Linked DNA regions of Homo sapiens: region 2 is linked to region 1. A link is a loop called in an ENCODE intact Hi-C map of the cell type or tissue named here. Cell type or tissue: HepG2. All regions are shown on one strand. Each heading gives the region's core, and the rest is flanking DNA. Links, peaks and the distances in the headings are about the cores only.

Region 1 (10,658 bases), core at 1,341-9,340:
AAGGATTGAAAACAAGAATGATGTTGTGAAAAGCCAAATACATAGAATCTAGAAGGTTCCTGAGTTCAATTTCAGCTCTGTCAATTAGCAGAGATGCCTTACTTTGGGCAAGCTGCTTAACGTCTCTGTACCTCACTTTCCTCATCTAAAAAAAAAAGATGACAATAACAGGTGCAAAGCTGCAGAGCTGATGTGAGGACTGAGTGAGCTATAGCACTTAGGATGGTGTCTGGTACAAAATAAATACTCAATATTAGCTCCTCCTCCTCCCTCCTCCTGCTCCTCCAACTTTCATATAACTAGGTCTACCTCTTTCCCAGCACGCACGCACACACACACACACACACACACACACACACACACACACACACACACACCAGCTCTGAGAATGCTGGCAACAGGAGTATATTCACAGGTGTGTGACTGGAAGTTTCTTACTGAAAGAAACTGGACCACTACGGAGAAAGCTGCTTGGATGCTGACCTTTGGCAGTCCCAAGAAAACAGCTGGTTCTCCCCCAGGTCATTATATAATACAATAAAGCTCACCAGCTAAACACCCCCTACATATACACACACAAAAGATGCCAAAGAGATTCATGGTGCACTACTCTTACATTTGAATAAATAGTCAAGGATCATTAGACATTTAAAGAAGACCTCAATTATAAAAAATCTGGGTGGTGGTGGGGAGATTCACACAGAACCACCCCTATACACACTCACACACACCTCTTTAAAAAACCTCAAAAAAAGCAGATCTAATGCATGGACAAAAAAAAAATTGTTTAAAACCATAATTTGTATCCTCACAGAAGTATGAGAAAATATAGTGCCCATAAAATAAGAACTGGAGCAGCCAGTAGATTAGAACAAGATGTTAGAAATGAAAACCATCATGGCTCTGAAATAATTTTGATTAGAAAAGCTTAAAAAATAAAGTAAGGAAATCTCTCAGAAAGTCAAACATGTAAAACTTTAAAAGTCAGGAAGTTATTCTAAGAGGTTAAACATCTGACTAGTAGGTTAGAGAAAACAGAGAAAATCCAGGATGCAGGTGGGTAGTAATTCTTAAAGCAACAACAACCAAAAAGCCCTGGAACTGAAGAGCATCGTTTCCACCAAATGGGTCTCTACCTTGTTAATGTGAAAAAAGTTACTAAAGCAGACCATTATGAAATTTCAGAATACCTAGAAAAAAGAACACATGCATAAACTTTTGAATGTTTTTTAGGTCACATATAAAGGACCTAGAGTAATAATAGTCAATTTTAAAAAGCCCTCATCATGTGCCAGCCACTTTTCTAAATGGCTATAGTAACCACTGAATCCTTACAACAAATCCCATATGAGGAAAGTATTATTTATAAATCCATTTCACAAATGAGAAAATCATAGTACAGTCTGGTACACAAGGGGGATGGTTGCAGGACTGTGCACGTATACCCAAATTCTCACATACTCAAATCCCGCAGTCAGCCCACAAGAACTTAAGCATACAAACGTTGATTTTGTGTATAATCCTCTCCATATAAACATGGATTTTGCATCCCAGAAATACTGTATTTTTGATCCGTATTTGATTGAAAAAATTCCACATATAAGTGGATCCACAAAGTTCAAACCATGATAGTCAAGGGACAACTATAAAGATAAATTAGATAATATATTTAAAGTCATGGCATTACTAAGTGATGGAGCTAGAACGTAAACTGAGTCTAGCTCCGGGGCCTGAGCTCTTAACTACTATGCTTCTAAAAACTCTGGAAATGTGAAGACAAAATTCTGAAGAAAACTACCTAGAAATCTGTACCCAGCCAAACTATCAAGTGTGAAAGCAATTAAGACATTTACAGAGATTAAAAGTCTTATACTTTATGACTTACAAATACTTTCTTAGGAAGATACTGGAGATTATGTTCCAACAAAAAGGAGTTTAACCAAAAAAATACAAGATTCCATAAACGACACGTGGAATAAATAGGGGGCAAAGAGAATTCCCAAGATGATGATTAAAAGGAAGTTCAGGAAATCACCTGGGCAGCAGGCCCACTGAGCAACCAATCCAGAGAGCAGAAGGATGACAAAGGACTCTCAGATGGAGGTGTTCAGGAAAAAAACAAAAACAAAACAAAACAAAAAAATGAACTGATAAACCATCTAATTGGTTTGAATGTATGAAATTATGCTGAAGATGTAGGAAGGTTTTGCAATAGATAAACTAAACCACTGGGGGGGAAATTTTTATCATGAGGAGAAAAGAGTTAAATAATGAAGGAATACAATCATAGTACCCTACTTGGCTCATCTGGGAATAACAGTGACATAGTTTAAACAGTGTAAACACTGAATAATAACCAATATTTGTGATACAGTAATACTGGAATGATTAGATGATAGGGCAAAGCTGGGTTGAGTGACTATGAAAGAAAGAGAAGAGTGCTAAATCTCAGCCTAACGAGATGGGAATGAAGTCAATAGACAAAATCCTAAAATTGATTCATCAAAAAAATAATAGTATGAGCCTTTGTTAAGTGGCCAGGACAACAGGTGGGGGGAGGGGGGGAGACAGGAGTTAGAACATTGCTATTTTTCATTCTTAGCATTTACCAATATGTATAACTATTACAGTGATAAAAAATTAACTCACACTACTGAGCTTTGGTATAAAAATAGATAAGCCAGTTTAGGTGAAATGAAATTCTGACCTAAATATAAAACAAAAGTTTCATTTCTGCCTCTTTGCTAGAAAGGTTCCTTATTCAAAATAAGAATTCCTAAGACATTTAAAAGAAGAGCTGTTCCTCGGCTGGGCGCGGTGGCTCACGCCTGAACCCCAGTACTTTGGGAGGCCGAGGCGGGCGGATCACGAGGTCAGGAGATTGAGACCATCCTGGCTAACACGGTGAAATCCCGTCTCTACTAAAAATACAAAAAATTAGCCAGGCGTGGTGATAGGTGCCTGTAGTCCCAGCTACTCGGGAGGCTAAGGCAGGAGAATGGCATGAACCCAAGAGGCAGAGCTTGCAGTGAGCCGAGATTCAACCACTGCACTCCAGCCTGGGAGACAGAGTAAGACTCTGTCTGAAAAAAAAAAAAAAAGAAAAGCTGTTCCTCAAATCCCTTCAGTTTACAATAACTGGCTACAATTAAGAGTTAGGCTCATGTGTACATTATCATAGTATCATGGTGACTGATGTCTGTTACTTCTTTAAGACTATTATTTCCATAATTGATTAAGCATAGCCAGTGCTGTCAACTGTCAGTTATCCACATTGGTGAAAAAATGCACTGAATTGAATGGTAATTTTTACACTCACATTTGATTTTTTGACAATTCTATTTGAATATGAGAGTCTTCTTATGGTCTTGGAATACGGCCCAAACCAAAAGCACTGTCTTCTTTCATGCCACAAACATTTATTACTATTGTTTATAATCATGACTATGTATGTCTGGTCCCACCTGTCGATCCCGCTTTGCTTTCCACTACTCTCCAACACTTCACCAAACTCTTCCATGTCCAAAACACACACATACCACAGTCATTCATAACTCTGTTTAAGGGTGCCTCTTCCCTTCACCTTTTTGAAGCAGTGTCTTATAGATAGAAAAACACACAGACACAAATTCAAATCTCAGATCTGCCATCATCTGGCTCTGCAACCTCAGACAATTTCATTAACATCTCAGAACCTCAGGTTCCCCAACTGTACAGCAAGGATATTAATACAAAGCTGTAGAGAGATGTTATGAGGGCTACACTAAATAATGGACATAGCACACACACACAAATTACAGGAATATATATGGCAATTGTCATCAGCAAAGACAACATTATATCCATGCAAACAATATCCACCCTCTGACACACGATAGACGATCCATCTGGGCAGGAACAGTGCCTTTTTCACCACTGTAGAGCCAAAGCCCAACAGAGTCTAGCCTAGAGCGAGCTCTCAAATGTTTACGGAACCGAAATGAACATTAAGGTCCAGCTCACTCCCTGACTCTGCAGGAAGCTTCCCTGACCACACTGGTCCACAGTGCTTCATCCTCTGACCTACTATAGCACTCTGCAGTACATCAGAACAGTACAACATCTGCCACCCATTTCTTCAGACTTGGTCTAAAAAAAGAAGACAGACTCACCAGGACAATGACGTTAATTATGGCTATAGTCAGGGAATGTAAGAATATTTTTTAAATACCTAGTTGACTTCATTCACACACTACTCCACCCTTCCAGTCCCACTATGCAGATCCTTTCTCTCAGTGTTCCCACTGAGGAAATCCTTCGTGATAAAGCTGGCAGATAAAAGCGGAACATCCATCAAATTCTAGTAAGTGCATTTTATCGGTTTAAATTCCTTTCCAGGGTAAAAAACTAGGTAAGTTTCCACTATTCATTTCGCTCAATACAGTAAATTTACCTGCAAAAAGTACAGTTAAGTCCTCACTTAACTTCAAGGATAGGTTCTTAGAAGCTGAACTTTAAGCAAAAATGACCTGCATATGAAAACAATTTTACCTTAAGCTAACTGATATAAACAAGAAAAAAGATCCTACGTATATACTACATACTAAGTGTTGTTTCACCTAAAGCTGCAGTTTCCAAGAACTTAACAATATTGAGGACTTACTGTATAGAAAAGTCTGAGGGGTTGTGGTTTTGCAATTCATATCTCTTAACATTATATGGTTTTGAAACCTGCCATGCAGATCACTGAATCCACAAACATTCAACCATGATGTAGCCCTGAGCTTCTCAGTCCCTATTACCAGCTACAGATGATCCCAAGGAGGGCTTTTCTCCACCAACTATGCCCTCTCTGTATTCAATGCACCTCCGGGAGTGGGGCAGCCCTCCTGTAATGGAATACCTAAAGGTACTACCTAGGAAGGAAACAAGGTAGATGTGGTCACCTAGCATGCTACAATATGCTCACATGAACAGAAACGTTGCTTTACCAGAAGAGTTGCATAAAATGAGTCATTAATGCTGAGTCACTAATAAATTATCTCTAACTCAGGTCATGAACACATGATTATGTAACTTTTCAAACGACTACAACCACATGCTGAATACATTAAGCACAGAAACAGTCATATCTGAGCACCTGCATAAGTCAAATTATTAAGGCAGCACCCTAGTTTAACCATCTGCCATGGAAACTAATAAAAAGTGTAGCATGCTCAGATGGATAAAATCCCCATTACAAACCACAAACATTTCACAGTATAGTCAAAAGGCGCACAGAACATCACTGCCTGTCCAACAAGGGCAATTTTGTTCCAGGGCAGGAAAAAATGCATAGGTCCTTGTCCTTGTCAGCCAGGTTCCAACAGCATCTGACAAGGTGAGTACAGTCACATGCTTAGGTTGGGGCTGGGGAACGAAGTGTCCTTCATCTCTCTCAGAAATGCCTCTCTAAAGCCAGAATGTGGCTTAATCTTCTTGCACCACTGAGAAAAGCACGCGCTAAACGTGCTAAATCCTAAGTATTTCTCAAGGCCCTGCTCAAAGATCATCTTCACCACACAATCTCTAGGAAGCCTCATTCTTCATTCTTTGAACAATTGAAAGCTTGCTTTCTCTTCCTAATGGAAATGCAAATAGAGGAAGGCGAAGTCCACGTTTCACCCTCATGCTAGACTGTAGATTCCATGAGGTATAAGCTGGGACTTCTCTTGCCCCCCGACAGTGGCAAATACACGCAGCACCTGGCACACAACAGAGATGCAGTAAATACCTGCTAAAAATTAATGCATGTGTTTTCAAATCTAAACTGAGGAACAAAAATCAACAAACACTGTTTCTAACCTCATGAGTCAGAACAGTAACTGAATTTCCAGGTACTAAGTGGTATTGTAAGGACTGGAAAGTAATATACTTAAGTATATTACTTTAAGTACAAAGGGTATAGAGTACTTTACTATTTCATCACTTATATACCATTTTCACAGCCCTTCCAAAAACATATTATCTCAGGTTCTACAACTCTGATAGAAGAGAATTATTATTTTCAACTTACTACTGACTTGAGTAAACTAATGAATGACTTGGACAGGTAAAGCTAGAACTTCTTGGAATCAAGATATGGAAAAACAGAAACAGAAAGGAAAAAAGAACAGGCCATCACTAAAGGAAATAAAACAGCCCTCCATTATATCCACCATTATAATACCTTAGTTGGTCACAAATCTACTAAAAGTCACTTTCTATGTAGAATTTATGAGAGATAAAAGAGCTGCAGTGAGTTTTTGCTGGCTTTAATCCAAAATGAGTCAACTTTTCCCACTAAAACTGTTGTACAGATTAAGTACTTTAAATACTGTATAAATGTTTCAAAATAAAATGGTTTTCTAACCTCTCTGAATGTTGAGAAAGTTGGTCATCACTATGCACAGTGAGGTGGACACAGAACCTGGCTTGCCAGTCCCCAGTGGCTCTGGGCCTTCTTCAGGAGAGGGTGAATCAGACAATGGTACTAGGAGGGTCTTTCAACTGCAAGGGAGACCATTCTTACAATCTAGAAATTCCCATCCTTTTTGGAATTAAGATGTGTCATACAATGTTTTTAGGAAAAAGAAAAGTACTTTAGAAGTAAATTTTTATAATATTTTTAAAACACTTAAAAAACTTAACATAGATTGTTGAGTCCTCCACAATAGAAAAATAGTAGAGTTTAAGTCAAGAGATTCATGAGGAGGTTTATGCTAGGCATGGTGGTGAAGTGAGCACGTTTCAGATATTATCTGGAAGTCAGATACAGTGGGAGGTCTTGCTAATAACAAGACTTGGGGACAAGGGAAGCGCAGGGAGATTCCTGAGTTGAGAGCTGAACTGACTGGCTGGTCTTGGGCCATCTACTAAAATGGGGAAACAGTGCATGGAACTGATCTGAGGTTCAAGGGGCGGGGGGAAATGAGTTCTGTCTGGGTGACCGATAGTCTGCGAGGCCTGACTGGTGTCCACTTTTGTATCTCATATATCAAGTTGGAGAATGAAGTCTGGAACTAGAAGGAGATGGCAGACAGAGAGAGGTATCTGGAGTCATAGCATGTAGGGAGATTTAAAGCCAACATAGAGAGGAAATACAGAAAAATATGCATGCCTGGTGCCCGTTAACATTTAAAGATGAGGCAAAAAAAAGGCAGAGCCAGCAAAGAAAGGCGGAAAGCAGAGGCCAGAACAGTAACAGGAAAACCAGGAGAGCCTGGTGTCCTGGACAACATTTCAATTCTACTGATGCTACTGAGACATCAAGTGCAGTTTAAAAACAAAAACAAAACACCAAAAACCTATGAGTTTAGCAATGTGTGGTCATTGAGGAGTTCATTTCAGTAGAATAAGGAAAGAAAGCACACTGAAGTGGGCCAAAAAGTTAAAGAAAATTTTTTTAAAAAATAAATAAATAATTGATATTCTAAACAATGAGAGGTGAGGAAGTTAAGAATGACAGGGTACATTGATCTTCCAATAAGTTTTACCAAACGAGGCAAGCAGATAACTATAATAAAGCATGATCAGCGCAACCAGAGAAGTCTGTTAAGTGTACAACAGGGACAAGGGGCAGGGTCAGAGAAAGCATATCGGAGAAGATGTACCCAATCCAAGAAATCAGGTGAGACCATTGCTACAGTAGTCGTGTCCTTATAACAAAACGAATTCCAGCAACTACACATAGCTGCCTGCTTATTCTCAAGTCAAAAAAATCCTGTTAGCCGGGCATGGTGGCTCAGGCCTGTAATCCCAGCACTTGGGGAGGCTGAGGCGGGTGGATCACCTGAGACCAGGAGTTTGAGACCAGCCTGGTCAACATGGCAAAATCCCGTTTCTACTAAAAATACAAAAATTAGCTGGGTGTGGTGGCGGGCACCTGTAATCATAGCTACTCAGGAGGCTGAGGCAGAAAAATGGCTTGAACCTGGGGGGCGGAGGTTGCAGTGAGCCAAGATTACGCCATTGCACTCCAGCCTGGGCAACAAAGTGAGACTCTGTGTAAAAAAAAAAAAAAAAAATTCCTGTTAAATGACAATCAGTACAAATAACCTTGATTAATTTGCACGACATCTACAATATCTGTAAGAAATTGTTTCATAGAATAAAAACATTCCCAAGTAATTATTTTCTGAAATAATCTTCATTATGGAACATAATCATTATTTTGCCTGACATACCTGCCCACCTATTGAGGACTCTTTTAAAAGAAAAACTCATCTTTCTTGAATTACTGCTTCACAGTAAAAGGACAAATAATTCTAAAAAAGCATCACTTCTCAGCCAGCCACGAAGAGTCCCCCTTGGAGTTTCAGTAGGTAAGCACACATCTATTCCTCTTCCATAACACTGCTAATCAAAGGTTTCAAAAGAGATACTGGTAAAAGGATTATTTTGTTTCCGTCCCCAAATGCCATAGAAAGTTGCTTTGGGAAAAGTTGGTTTGGCTGATCATTCATTTTTTGTGGTAGTGGTTCTTTTTTATGAAAGGTGCTTTCAGGATTGAGGGGGGCATATATTTTCACCATCTGATTAGAACCATTAACATATTTACCAAATATGAAGCTATGTATCACAGGATAAGAATTCCTCTACTATATGTTTAACTCTGGCAAATATAGCTAATACCATTTTATCACAAATTTCTAACAACAGAATACACAATGTGAGAAAGGCAAACTAGTCTCAAAGACTAGACAAACATTTATCACAGTATTTAATTTCAGATTCAATTTATCTAACTGAATACATTTATAATTCCAAAACTGTTAAGATTTGTTAAATACTTACATAATATAAAACAGATTTTACATACTAGCTGAGGGTGAAATAAATTATCTTTCATTCAGATTTTTTTCCTTTTTAATTCAGTTGTGAAATTAGCAGACGACTAGATCTGACCCCTTCAATTTAGTTAGTTCCGTGGCCAGAAATAAAATCTTGCAATGGTTCTTTCAGTAGTGTTCTTAAGGGATGGCCGGTGGGGACACAGGGTTTTTCTGCTTCTTGTGGTAGAAGGGAGTGAAGATAAGGTAAGGGCAGAGATGAGTTAAATGTCAGCCTTCCCGGAAATGAAAAACCAAATTAAATAAAACCCAAGGTTTCTTTTGATGATTCCCTTAAATGAAGACACAAGTTCACAACCCCTGATTGAGAATCCTTAGAGACAAGTATTTTGAATTCAGAATTTTTTAAATCTTAGCAAAGTCCTACAAGGGGAGCTCCTGTCAATTATCTAGTGCCACCCACAGGTCTGGGCAGCCCCCATAATAAAACACAGTATTTCTGCAGCTGAAGTGATGGAATAACAACAACCAGCGGCTTCACATCAGTCCAGGCCAGGTCTTGCCATTGAAACAATTATACAAAAACTTGCTATTTTCAGAGCCCTTAGATTTAACAATCGTGAGCTGGGCACAGTGGCTCTCACCTATAATCCCAGCACTTTGGGAGGCTGAGGTGGGCGGATCACTTAAGTTTAGGAGTTTGAGACCAGCCTGGGCAACACAGCAAAACCCTGTCTCTACCAAAAAAAAAAAAAAAAAAAAAAAAAATTTGTAACTAGCTGAACATTGTGGCATATGTCTGTAGTCCCACCTACTTGGCAGGCTGAGGTGGGAAGATCACTCAAACCCAGGAGGCAGAGGCTACGGTGAGCGGTGATTGTGCCACTGCATTCTAGCCTGGGGAAGAGAGCGAAGCTCTGTCTGAAAAAATTAAATAAAAAAAAAAGATATAACAATTGAGGATAAGGGATTGAGGACTTGTATTTAACACAAGTTATAGACTTGTATTTAACACAAGTTATAAGAAAATAAAGTTGTAGGAAAATGTTAGACCCCTAGATTCCAGTTCTCCTCCATACAAGCTGCATGAATTTAGGCAGGTTATTTAACATCTTTAAAGCCTGAGTTTTCTTCCCTATAAAATGGAAATAATGATATCTTCCCATGAGTCTGCTGTAAACAACATGAGGTAAGATGTCTGAAACCACGTCAGGCACTGGGCAGTAGGATGACCAACTCAGTTTGCCTGGGATTTTCCAGGTATTAACACCGACAGTCCCACATCCTGGGAAGCTAGGAGAGTTGGTCACTCTACTTGACAGGCATTCAGTAAATGGAACATATTCTTTTCTTTGCGGTGGGTGGGGGAGAGTAGAGGCAGGGTCTCACTATGTTACCCAGGCTGGTCTTGAACTCCTAAGCTCAAGCAATCTTCCCGCCTCAGCTTCCCAAAGTGCTGGGATTACAAGCATGTGCCACCATGCCCAGCCAAATGGAACAGATTCTAATATGAGGAACAGAAATTAACTAAAAGTAAAAATGCATCAGAGTGAACAGGCAACCTATAAAATGGGAGAAAATTTTTGCAATCTACCTATCTGACAAAGGGCTAATATCCAGAATCTACAAAGAACTTAAACAAATTTACAAGAAAGAAACAAACAACCCCGTCAAAAAGTGGGCAAAGGATATGAACAGACACTTCTCAAAAGGGGACATTTATGCAGCCAAAAGACACATGAAAAAATGCTCATCATCACTGGTCATCAGAGAAATGCAAATCAAAACCACAATGAGATACCATCTCACACCAGTTAGAATGGTGATCATTAAAAAGTCAGGAAACAACAGGTGCTGGAGAGGATGTGG
Region 2 (10,658 bases), core at 819-8,818, 65 kb before region 1:
CAGGCTGGAGTGCCTGTAATCCTAGCTATTCAGGAGGCTGAGGCAGGAGAATCGCTTGAACCCAGAAGGTGGAGGTTGCAGCAAGCCGAGATCACGCCACTGCACTCCAGCCTGGCAATGGAGCGAGACTCCATCTCAAAAAAAAAAAAAAAAAAAAAAAAAGAAATACAAATTTAAACAATAGGTACAGTGGCAGTGTAGGAAGGTGGCGGTGTACCCAGCATTCAATCCCAAAATGCTTCACCACTCAGCCGCCATAGTCCCCTCAAAATCCCCTTCGTCTGCCTCTGCTGATTTCCACCCCTTGTAGTCAGCATCAGCTGTGTGACCTGAGGCTGGCCCCTGAGATGTGAGCAGATATCTGCTGACACCACCCTATCCTGCTTTCTCCTGCCTTTAACACTATGGTCGAGCTATGGCAGTCATCTTGTGATTATGAGAAAAAAGCCGGGAGAATCAGAGATGCTGCCTTGAGCTTATGACAAATGGTAGCAGCCACCTGCCTCTGGGCTTCCTATTATGTGATTCAAATTCCTATTTGCATAAGCTACAGGTAGGCAAATATTCTGTTACTTCATGATGTGGTTTGGCTGTGTCTCCACCCAAATCTCATCTTGAATTCCCACGTGTTGTGGGAGGGACCTAGTGGGAGGTAACAGAATCATGGGGGCAGAATCATGGGGGCACTTCTTTCCCATGCTGTTGTCGTGATAGTGAATAAGTCTCATGAGATCTGATGGTTTTAAAAAGATTAGTTCCCCTGCACAAGCTCTCTCTCTTTGCTTGCTGCCATCCATGTAAGACATGACTTGCTCCTCCTTGCCTTCTGCTGTGATTGTGAGGCCTCCCTAGCCATGTGGAATGGTAAGTCCATTAAACCTTTCTTTTGTAAACTGCCCAGTCTAGGGTATGTCTTTCGTTTTCAGCAGCATGAAAATGAACTAATACATTTCATTCATTTAACAGCGTGAAAATGGACTAATATACTTCATAACATTTAACATTATTTACTAAGTGCCTGCCACATTCCAGGCACTAAGAAAAAAGAAGTGAGCAAAGCAGAAAAGACCAGCTCTGGTGTGGCTTCCTTACATCTCAGAGGAAAGCATGCTTAGCCACTAGAGGTAACATTAGGTGGCTCTCCATAAGTAAAATGAATGACAATAACAACACAAAGTTATTGTAAGATATAACAGCCATATCTGATGCTAGCAAAGACATGATAAAACTTCTGTCTTCAAATACAGCAGTAAGCAAACAGGTGGCATGTACCAAAGTAGCCCGTCCCTATTCACAATTCATTCTCCTTAATTGAGGGATTCCATGTTTATGACACTAGGTATGAAACGTCATTTGAAAGCCCCTGCCACTCAGACTGCCCAGTCTATTTTAAATTTTGTCTTAGTGAAAAATGTCACTGCTAAGAGAAAAATACTTTAAAAATTAGTCACCAACTTTGCCTTTGTAGGTTTGAATTCACTAAGAGCACCCTCATACACTACAGTTGACAATAAACCATGGTTAACAATGAACTGGCCTAAGTCATGGCTCCCTGCCTTTGCCCTGGGTGACACGATGCACTCTACACATACAATTATTAAAACAAAAGACAAGAACAGCTAATGACTTTGCTATATACAATGGCTGGTTATTCAGTTTTTCAAGATACACACATGCTACTCCACTTCATAAAGTATTTCCTTATGGCTTTTATTTGAAATTTTACAAAAGGAAATAAATAACACCCATCCCTTACCTGCCCCCCAAACACTACACTGTATAAGAAAGAAATCCTTATGACATTAAAGTTGTGTCATTCGACTATTATTTCAAATGTTTTCATTTTATTTCTTCATTTTCATCTTATTATTATTATTTTTTAGAGTTGGAGTCTCACTCTGTTGCCCAGGCTGAAGTGCAGTGGCAATCATAGCTCAGTGCAGCCTCAAACCCTTGGGCTCAAGCAATTCTCCCGCCTCAGCCTTCCAGACTACAGGTTCAGACCCCCACATCTAATTTTTTTACTTTTTATAGAGACAGAGTCTTACTATGCTGTCCAGGCTGGCCTCAAGCTATGCTCCCACCTTGGCGGCCCAAAGTGTTGGGATTACAGGCGTGAGCCACTGTGCCTGGCCTTTATTCCTATTTTAAAACAAACATAGGGCCCATGCAAAATAAGCAAATATGTTCATTGAGTAAAATTCTTTGTTCTTGAGACTTCAATTTCCATGACACCACTGAAGAGTGCTTTTCTCCTTCACGTCATATGACTCTTCAATTATTTGGTACACAGGCTTCGTTCGATCTTAGCATTGTTCACTCCTTTTCCTGTTGTGATTTGCTTGTCCTATCTGTTGAGCAAAGTAATAACTTCCTTATCTAGGAGACTCTTGTATGGACCACGCTCTATAAATGGCCTCTGAAAATACTTCTAGTTACAAATTGGAATCCAGTTTTTCTTTTTTAATTCGAAGATGCTAACAAATCACTAAAAACAAAACGTTGTAAATATCTATCAATATATGGCTGAATAATTAAATAATGATATATCCATTCATCTGAATAACACTCTTTTTCTTTTTTTTTTTTAAGATCTGCAAAGAAAGTAGTTCGCATACAATTAGGTAGAGGTAAAAAAGCAAGCTACAGACCAGATATACTATGATTCAGTTTCATTTTTTTAAAAAGCTGGATACATTTATGTACATAATTGTGTTTTCTGCCCATTTTTATATGTGCAAAATAGTTCATAGAGAATACCAAACTGTTAATGGTTGATTCTTTGGATACTAGAGAAGTTATATCATTTTATATACTTTTTTATCCTTTGACTTTCTCACTGTGCACATAAATGACTTACGTAATTTAAATTTTTTTTTTTTTTTTGAGACGGAGTCTCACTCTGTCGTCCAGGCTGGAGTGCAGTGGTGCAATCTCAGCTCACTGCAACCTCCGCCTCCTGGCAGGAGAATCACTTGAACCCACACCCGGCTAACTTTTATATTTTTAGTAGAGATAGGGTTTCACCATGTTAGCCAGGCTGGTCTTGAACTCCTGACCTCAGGTGATCCACCCGCCATCAAATAAAACTACCTAGCATAACTGCTGGCTCATATGACATAAATTTGATTAACCAGGCTTTACTTTACAATAGATATTCTAACCTCAAACCAAAGGGTCTCTCTGCAAATGATGTCTGGGAGGAATGACTGGGCCAAGTCCACAATGAGAACACAGGAGCTGTGTCAAAAGCCCTCTTTGCCAGCTCAAAGGAAAAAGGCACACCACATGATTCATATGCCCTTTCACAGCATTTTGCAATAAATTAATTAAAACCTTAGAAAAAAATTGTACAAAATCCTGAAATCCACTTCTATTGATCTCCACATCAAAATACAAATTTTAAACGTATATGATTAAAAAAAAAGTATGCTGTCTCACTTTTGTCTCAGGGAAAAGTTGCCTTTTATGAATTCTTGTTTGTTTGTTTGTTTTGAGAGAGAGAGAGAAAGTCTTACTCTGTCACCCAGGATGTGGAGTGCAGTGATGCAATCTCGGCTCACTGCAACATCCACCTCCCAGGCTCAAGCAGTCCTACCACTTCAGCCTCCCAAGTAGCTGGGAACATAAGGTGCATACCACCATGCCTGGCTAATTTTTGTATTTTTTGTAGAGAAGGGGTTTCACCCATGTTTCCCAGGGTGGTCTCAAACTCCTGAGCTTAAGCAATCCATCTGCCTCAGCCTCCCAAAGTGCTGGGATTACAGGCATGAGCCACCATACCTGGTGCCTTTTATAAATTTTGTGATAAAATTAAATCCTTTGCCTATCAAGATACTTTAAGCAAAAACATATACCTGGCAAAATTATGAAACTGTTGTTTATTCTGGTTTGTAGTTCCACTATAAATCAGTACACCACATCACATTGAGTTGGGACAGTCATTTTCAAAACTCAGACAAGGAATCAGAGAGAAATGAAACCTCGACAGACTAACAACAGTAAATCACTGTGTCCACCATGGCAGCTACCCGTGGTGGGAGGTGCCACCTCTGCTGTCACCACAGAGTGCTTCTGCAGAACCCAGGGACACACTGGGATCCACTCTGGTCTGTGTCATATCCTTCTTTTGTGAGATTTCAATTATGCCACTAATTGGCCATAATTTAAGGTTAACTTACTTTGATGTCTTCAAAAAGTTATATTTTTAAACAGTAAGTTTATTTTTCAAGTGATTTGTTAAACAATAATATAACTATACCTGTGCAGGATACCTATGATGCAGGCATTTTTTTTTTTTTTTCCATTAGAAAATGAGCAGATTATTAGGCCGGGCACGGTGGCTCACGCCTGTAATCCCAGCACTTTGGGAGGCCAAAGCAGGTGGATCACGAGGTCAGGAGATCAAGACCATCCTGGCTAACACGGTGAAACCCCATCTCTACTAAAACTACAAAAAATTAGCCGGGCGTTGTGATGGGCGCCTCTAGTCTCAGCTACTCAGGAAGCTGAGGCAGGAGAATGGTGTGAACCCGGGAGGTGGAGCTTGCAGTGTGTTGAGATCACCCCACTGCACTCCAGCCTGGGCGACAGAGTGAGACTCCGTCTCAAAAAAAAAAAAAAAAAAAAAAAAAGAAAAACGAGCAGATTATTTTTCTTTAAACAATGTATGTAAGTTCAATTTTATTACCAATCTTCTATAGAAACAAAATTACATGGTTAATTATTTGCTAGTTAAGCATAGAAATTACTTTCTTGTGCTATATGAATTAGAGCCTGGCAATCTGCTAAAATAAAAATAAAATAGAAAAAGATGAGATTACTCTGGCTAAACCATTTTAGATACTTGAATCTCTTAAAGCACACTTCTCTCTCAGTAACTATGTTAATATGTACTAAATAAGACAGTAGAACTGATTAGCTGTTCTACTGTCTTATTTGCAATTAGAATTCACTTGTTGGAGAAGTCTGAGTTACACTTACTTTCACAAATATGAATTTAGCTATGAAAACTAAGTTAAATTTGCAAAGACTCATTGAAGGCAAGTCACTAAAAAGGTTTCACTTGAATTAAGAGAGGAAATGTAAAAAATTAGAGATAATAATCTTAAGAGGCAGTGCACACTACTTAGCTTCCATTTCCAGGTGGCTTTAGAGTCTTGCTCATCAGAAACAGTTGTAACCATTTAAATTGTACACAAAAACTTGACACAGCTGAATTGCATAATGTGAATTAGCTTTAAGTTAAGAAAAAAAAGAAGCCACAATGTATGTGTGTGTGCACGCACATGCAAAAAAAGACAACCTGAAATCCCATGAGAACCTTTAGTAAAATATTGGCAGTGTCATGTTTTACAGCAAGTAGAACATGCCTTGGATGATGGAAAACACACCATGGTATCCATGAAGTCAGCATAAGAAAAAACTATTTACTGATCAGGCTGCTACTTAAATTATGCTTTAAGTTAAAGTAAAACGTATAAGGTGTTTATGCATTATTTTAAAATGATTTCCTATTATAATCAATTTTTCTTCCTTTTTTTTAGATTAATCAGCCACTGTACAGTCCCAATTTCCTCAAATTAGGACATTTATTACAGCATGTTGTGTTGCAGAACGTCATGAAATTTTAAGATAGATATACGGGACTGACAGATCGTCATCTAATACTTAAGGCCTCTACCAGTTTGGATGTTCCTGACCAGCAGGGGTCTCAAGTTTAGATCTGCACTTTGACATTAATACAAGAAGCTTGTATTGAGAGCTTTAATTGACAGATCTATAAAAACAGCCATCACACTTACAGTGCTGCTGTGGTCCCTGGGCCACAGCTTCTCTTTTCTGAGGACTGGGGAGCAGCACTGTGGGCCCACACACTTACCCACTCTCTCAACTGCATGGTATGCAGTTTCCCCCCCAATTTTATCATCTATTTTTATGTTTTTTCATTTTTACTACTTTATCCTAATTTTTCTCACCTGTTCATTTCTGTCAATCGCTTTGACAGAAATAAACAGAAAATATACTAATTCTCTGACAATTTTCAAAGTTCTAGAAACAGCTAACACTGTGTACTAGATAGACATTCTAACAACTTCCCAGGCATGAATTCATTCAGTTCTCACAATTACCTTATGAGATAGAAGCTATTATTGTCCCCATTTTACAAATAGAGAAAACAGAGAGGTTTAGTAACTTAGCTAAAGTTGTTCAGCTAGCAAGTGGTAAAGTCATATTTCTAATCCAGGCAGTCTGTTTTATGCCTCTGTACTTAAACACTATGGTATACTGCCTTTCTAGTTAAGGAAAATCTGATCTGAATTCTGTGACTATATTAAATTACAGTCAAGGAATTAAAGAGTCTTTCTTACATATAACAGTTACAATTATAACATTATTTTGTAAAAAAAATAGATATATAGTAAGGAGTAAAAAGAAAATTTATTACATTGCCTCTATTAGCACCTTATGCAAGTTTTATTCTTTGAAACAGGGCTACAGTATATATCTATTAGTACTCTATAAATTTCATTTTGTCACCATGAAAGACTGGATGTCCTCCAAATTATTTTAAATTAATATGGCTTTACTTGTTAAATTTTGAGTAATGACCCCTTTATTAAGGTTTCAGTACTGAAATTTCAAATTTATTATTCTAATTCAGAAACCAACCTTACCTGAAATTTGTAATAAAACATATAATTAATAGGAGTCTGATCTGAGAGTTATGAATAGGTTTAAATAAAAAAAATTTAGGGTGAGTATCTCAGCTAGCCAATTGCAGTCTTTAAAATCAAGATATTATATGATGTGGCAAGGCATAGTGGCTCACACTTGTAATCATAGCACTTTGGGAGGCTGAGGTATGAGGATCACTTGAGTCCAAGAGTTCAAGATCAGCCTGAGCAACAAAGTGAGACCCTGTCTCTACAAAAAATTTAAAAATTATCTGGGTGTGGTGGTGCACACTTGTAGTCCCAGTTATTCAGGAGGCGGATGCAGGAGGATTGCTTGAGCTTAGGAGTTCAAGGCCGCAGTGCACTATGATCACACTACTGTGCTCCAGCCTGGGTGACAAAGTGAGACTTTTTCTCAAAAAAAAAAAAAAAAAAAAGATATTCCACATTTGTAGACTTTTCCTGACATAAGCTGAGCTGCATGTCATCATATCTGATGGCAAGACTATTTTGGAGAAGAGAGGGTAAAAGTTATAAGGAACTTAAAAAAAAAAAACCCAGGAAACTTACATACCACACACTGTAATAAATTATATGTATATAAAACATGTATATTTGTATATATTGTACATGTATAATTATATTTTATATATAATATGTATATAATTATATGTGTACATATGTACATACTGCATATAATACTGGTTGAATCCTCACAACCCCTTGACACAGATAGTATCACCACTTCACCGAAGAATCTGAGGTTCAAAGAGTAGCCTGACAAAGGTGACGCATTTATTCGCCTGAAAGCCAGGATGTGCAGCCAGAGTCTGCTGACTCCAGAGCTCTTTCTGCCACAAAATGCTGCTTATTGGGACCAAAATGCTTCTCTGTGGACTATCATCTATGGTACAACCTAACTAAAGGGCACCACGCTGGATGCCCTGACTGCAGAGAAATTATACATAATAGTAGCCAGATGTAAAAGAAAGTCAGCAAGATGAGTCTTTGAATGTTTTACTTGTAATAAACTGTTATCATAAGCTCCTGATATTTTGATATTTTTATCAAGATGGTACTTTCGGTGAGTGTGGAGGGAGAAAGCCAATAGGTGACCATGCACTCTTTCTATTTTTCTTGGTAATTACTGAATGGTATACTCAGTAACGGGAACCTACATTCACGGCATCAACACACTGACGTGGGCGAGGATAACTTCTTTCCAGATAAAAGCATCAGGTCATTTGCCTTAGTCGACTAACTCTTAACTTAATTAAAAGCCCGACTTTGGGATTGGGAGATAGAATCTGACATTTCTTTGGAACTTCTAAAGCTACCTCTGGGAAGTTTTCCAAGCAGATCATTTGATTTTGCAGTCACTTTGTGTTACAGCCAATCCAGATATTTATGAGATAAGCCCTTCACACTATCCTCTGAACCAACAATCTCCTTGTCCCACAAGTCCCTGAATATCTTGCTCCTAGAGTCTTTCAGCTGTTACCAGCAAGGGCGAGTTCAGGTCTGAGGCCTCTGACTAACACGGAGTCACTCCTCATGCCTAGTTGGGGTTATAATGTCACCTCAAACCCAATTTAGACAGCTGGCTAATCACCTGTCAAACAAATTCAAATACTTGGCCTCAGGAAAGGATCAACCACTGCCAACTAATAAAAAGATACAAAAATAAATGCTGGCTGGGCATGGTGGCTCACGCCTGTAATCCTAGCACTTTGGGAGGCTGAGGAGGGTGGATCATGAGGTCAGGAGATCAAGATCATCCTGGCTAACACAGTGAAACCCCGTCTCTACTAAAAATACAAAAAAATTAGCCGGGTGGGGTGGTGGGTGCCTGTAGTCCCAGCTACTCGGGAGGCTGAGGCAGGAGAATGGCGTGAACCCAGGAGGTGGAGCTTGCAGTGAGCTGAAATAGTGCCACTGCACTCCAGCCTGGGTCACAGAGCGAGACTCTGTCTCAAGAAAAAAAAAAAAAGCTAAACAGGCATGTGGTTCTTACACAAAGTCAAATTTTCTAAATTAAATTACCTTGTCATAACGTATACTACATTATGGTAATAAAAATGAATAAAAGAATTGGCTTTACATGCTAGAGAAATTTCCATTTGGAATATTCGAGATGCTATATTGCAAAGAAACAAAATATTACTGTAATTAAAGGCTAAGAAAGAGCTCACAGAGCTTCACTAATGTTTCCCCCATCCCACCAACCTGACTGGGCAGTCACAGATAGATTCACCTCCTCTAGCCACAGTCTTGGGATAATGTTACACTCTTTGGTATAAAGTCTGTACTATTAACTTCCTGCCAAATCCAACTACTTTACTCTCATTTTCTTCCAAAACCTTATCCAAGCCACATTCAACTCCTGGAAGACAGTCATCCCTAGCCTAACAAGTGTGTCCATCTAATCAGCCCTGCTGAAAGTCATCATTTAATCGCAAAGACCAAATACAAATTCCCTTTGGTGGTCTGCAGTCACCACACTACCTCCCATTATGCCCAGCTGGCAAGTGACCACAGACCATGTGCCCCGAGAAGCTGGCCCAGGTTTTTAGCCAGGCTCAGCCTTCACACTGAGAATGGCCTGACTCGCTCTCCTGCATCCCTCAAGCTCTTTCAAGTCCAGTTTAATGCCAGCTCCCAATCACTGTGGACTCACCTGGGGTGGGCTAGTTTTCTGTCCATTCTAGAATCCTAAGGGCACATTTCTATTCCCTTTATAAGGTTCATCTCCTTATAGTTATCCACAACTTTGAAAATAGGCAACTACCTCAACTCGAATGATGTAAATCCATACCTTGATAGTATTAGCTAAAAAATGGGTGACACTAATTGTTGTGTGTGCCACTTTTACTTTTATCATTGCATTATAATTCTCACAACAGTACCATAGAAGTAGATATAATCATCCCATGTTACAGCAGAGAAACTGAATGTAAGATTTCATAACATTTACCAACTATTACTCTCCTCACCCCTTGACACCTCTAGGAATGTGTACTGGGCAGGTGGAGCTTTGTGAGAGCAGGGAGGCATACAGTAGTGAGAAGCACCCCAGTCTGAAGTCAAAAGGCTGAATTTCAAGTCCAGGCCCCGCATCTTAATGGCCATGGGACTTTGAGGAGGATGCACAGCAGAATGGTCTAAGGCAAGAGGGGTTGCATTCTGGTGCCAGGTTCAACAAAATTTGTCAGACTGCTCCAGCAAATGCTTCTTATGACCCACGGCTAAATTGGCTGCGACCTTGATCCTTGAACCTGAGTTCTCATTCCATTTTTGGCACAGCACTAATTCGCCTCTCAGGATCTCCTTTTCGACTTTCCAAGATTAATGGCATTTATTATGATATTTGACTCAGTTATGTGAAAAGGGCATTGCTCTAATTAATATGTCAACCCTTGCTGTAATGACAACTAAATTTCTCAAATAAATGCCAGAGTTAACTATCTACAAGTCTCATGGCTTACAAAGAGATTACCAAAGCTGAGACAGGAAATTACCATTTCTCCAGGCTTACTAAGTGGCTCATCCCCTGAGTTATTTAAAGTACCTCATTTAAAGACACATGATTTAAGGTATCTCATTTCATCCTTACTACACACCTGTGAGGTCAACCTTATCTATTAATCACCATCCTTTCAAAGGTGAGAACCTGACTCAGTGATTGAAGGTAATTTCACCAAAATGAACTAGCAAATAGGCAAGCCAAGGATTCAATCCCCAGTCTGCTGGACTCCAAAGTTTTCTCACCCTCGCTGCTGCTTGGAGGAGCATGGCAAATGGCAAAAAAGCAAAGAGGACACAGCTCATTATCCACTTGGAGGAAGATATCTATAATGTTGGAAGGTTTGTTTTCCCGCTCAATTATGAAGCAATTACAACGATGAGAAAAAGTCTTCCTAACGTCACAGGGTACCAAAACCCATTCCTTGCCCTCTACTTCTCAAGGAGGTAAAGGATGAT

The links. Hi-C counts contacts between places; a loop is a spot of excess contacts. Peaks named below come from ENCODE experiments on the same cell type or tissue, not always from the same donor. Only the 100,000 strongest peaks of a DNase experiment are listed, where the experiment ranks them.
Region 2: a loop joins it to region 1, with 1.9 times the contacts of the local background. A loop is called at or near these places in 2 of 110 quality-filtered maps.

What each region holds. Positions count from the first base shown.
Region 1 is chr6:158,317,799-158,328,456 of GRCh38, reverse strand. All of the region lies in intron 1 of TULP4 (TUB like protein 4), which reads right to left. It overlaps SNORA116 (small nucleolar RNA, H/ACA box 116), which reads right to left and starts at 5,475; the gene lies at 5,329-5,475. RefSeq lists enhancers at 3,004-3,053, 5,047-5,116. In HepG2, for the core only: no CTCF peak of the experiment used is centred there; DNase peaks (open chromatin) are centred at 5,016 and 5,506.
Region 2 is chr6:158,382,299-158,392,956 of GRCh38, reverse strand. All of the region lies in intron 1 of TULP4 (TUB like protein 4), which reads right to left. Among named protein-coding and RNA genes, the nearest start is that of SNORA116, 65 kb to the right of the region's middle. In HepG2, for the core only: a CTCF peak has its summit at 5,702 (motif pointing right); a DNase peak (open chromatin) is centred at 5,706.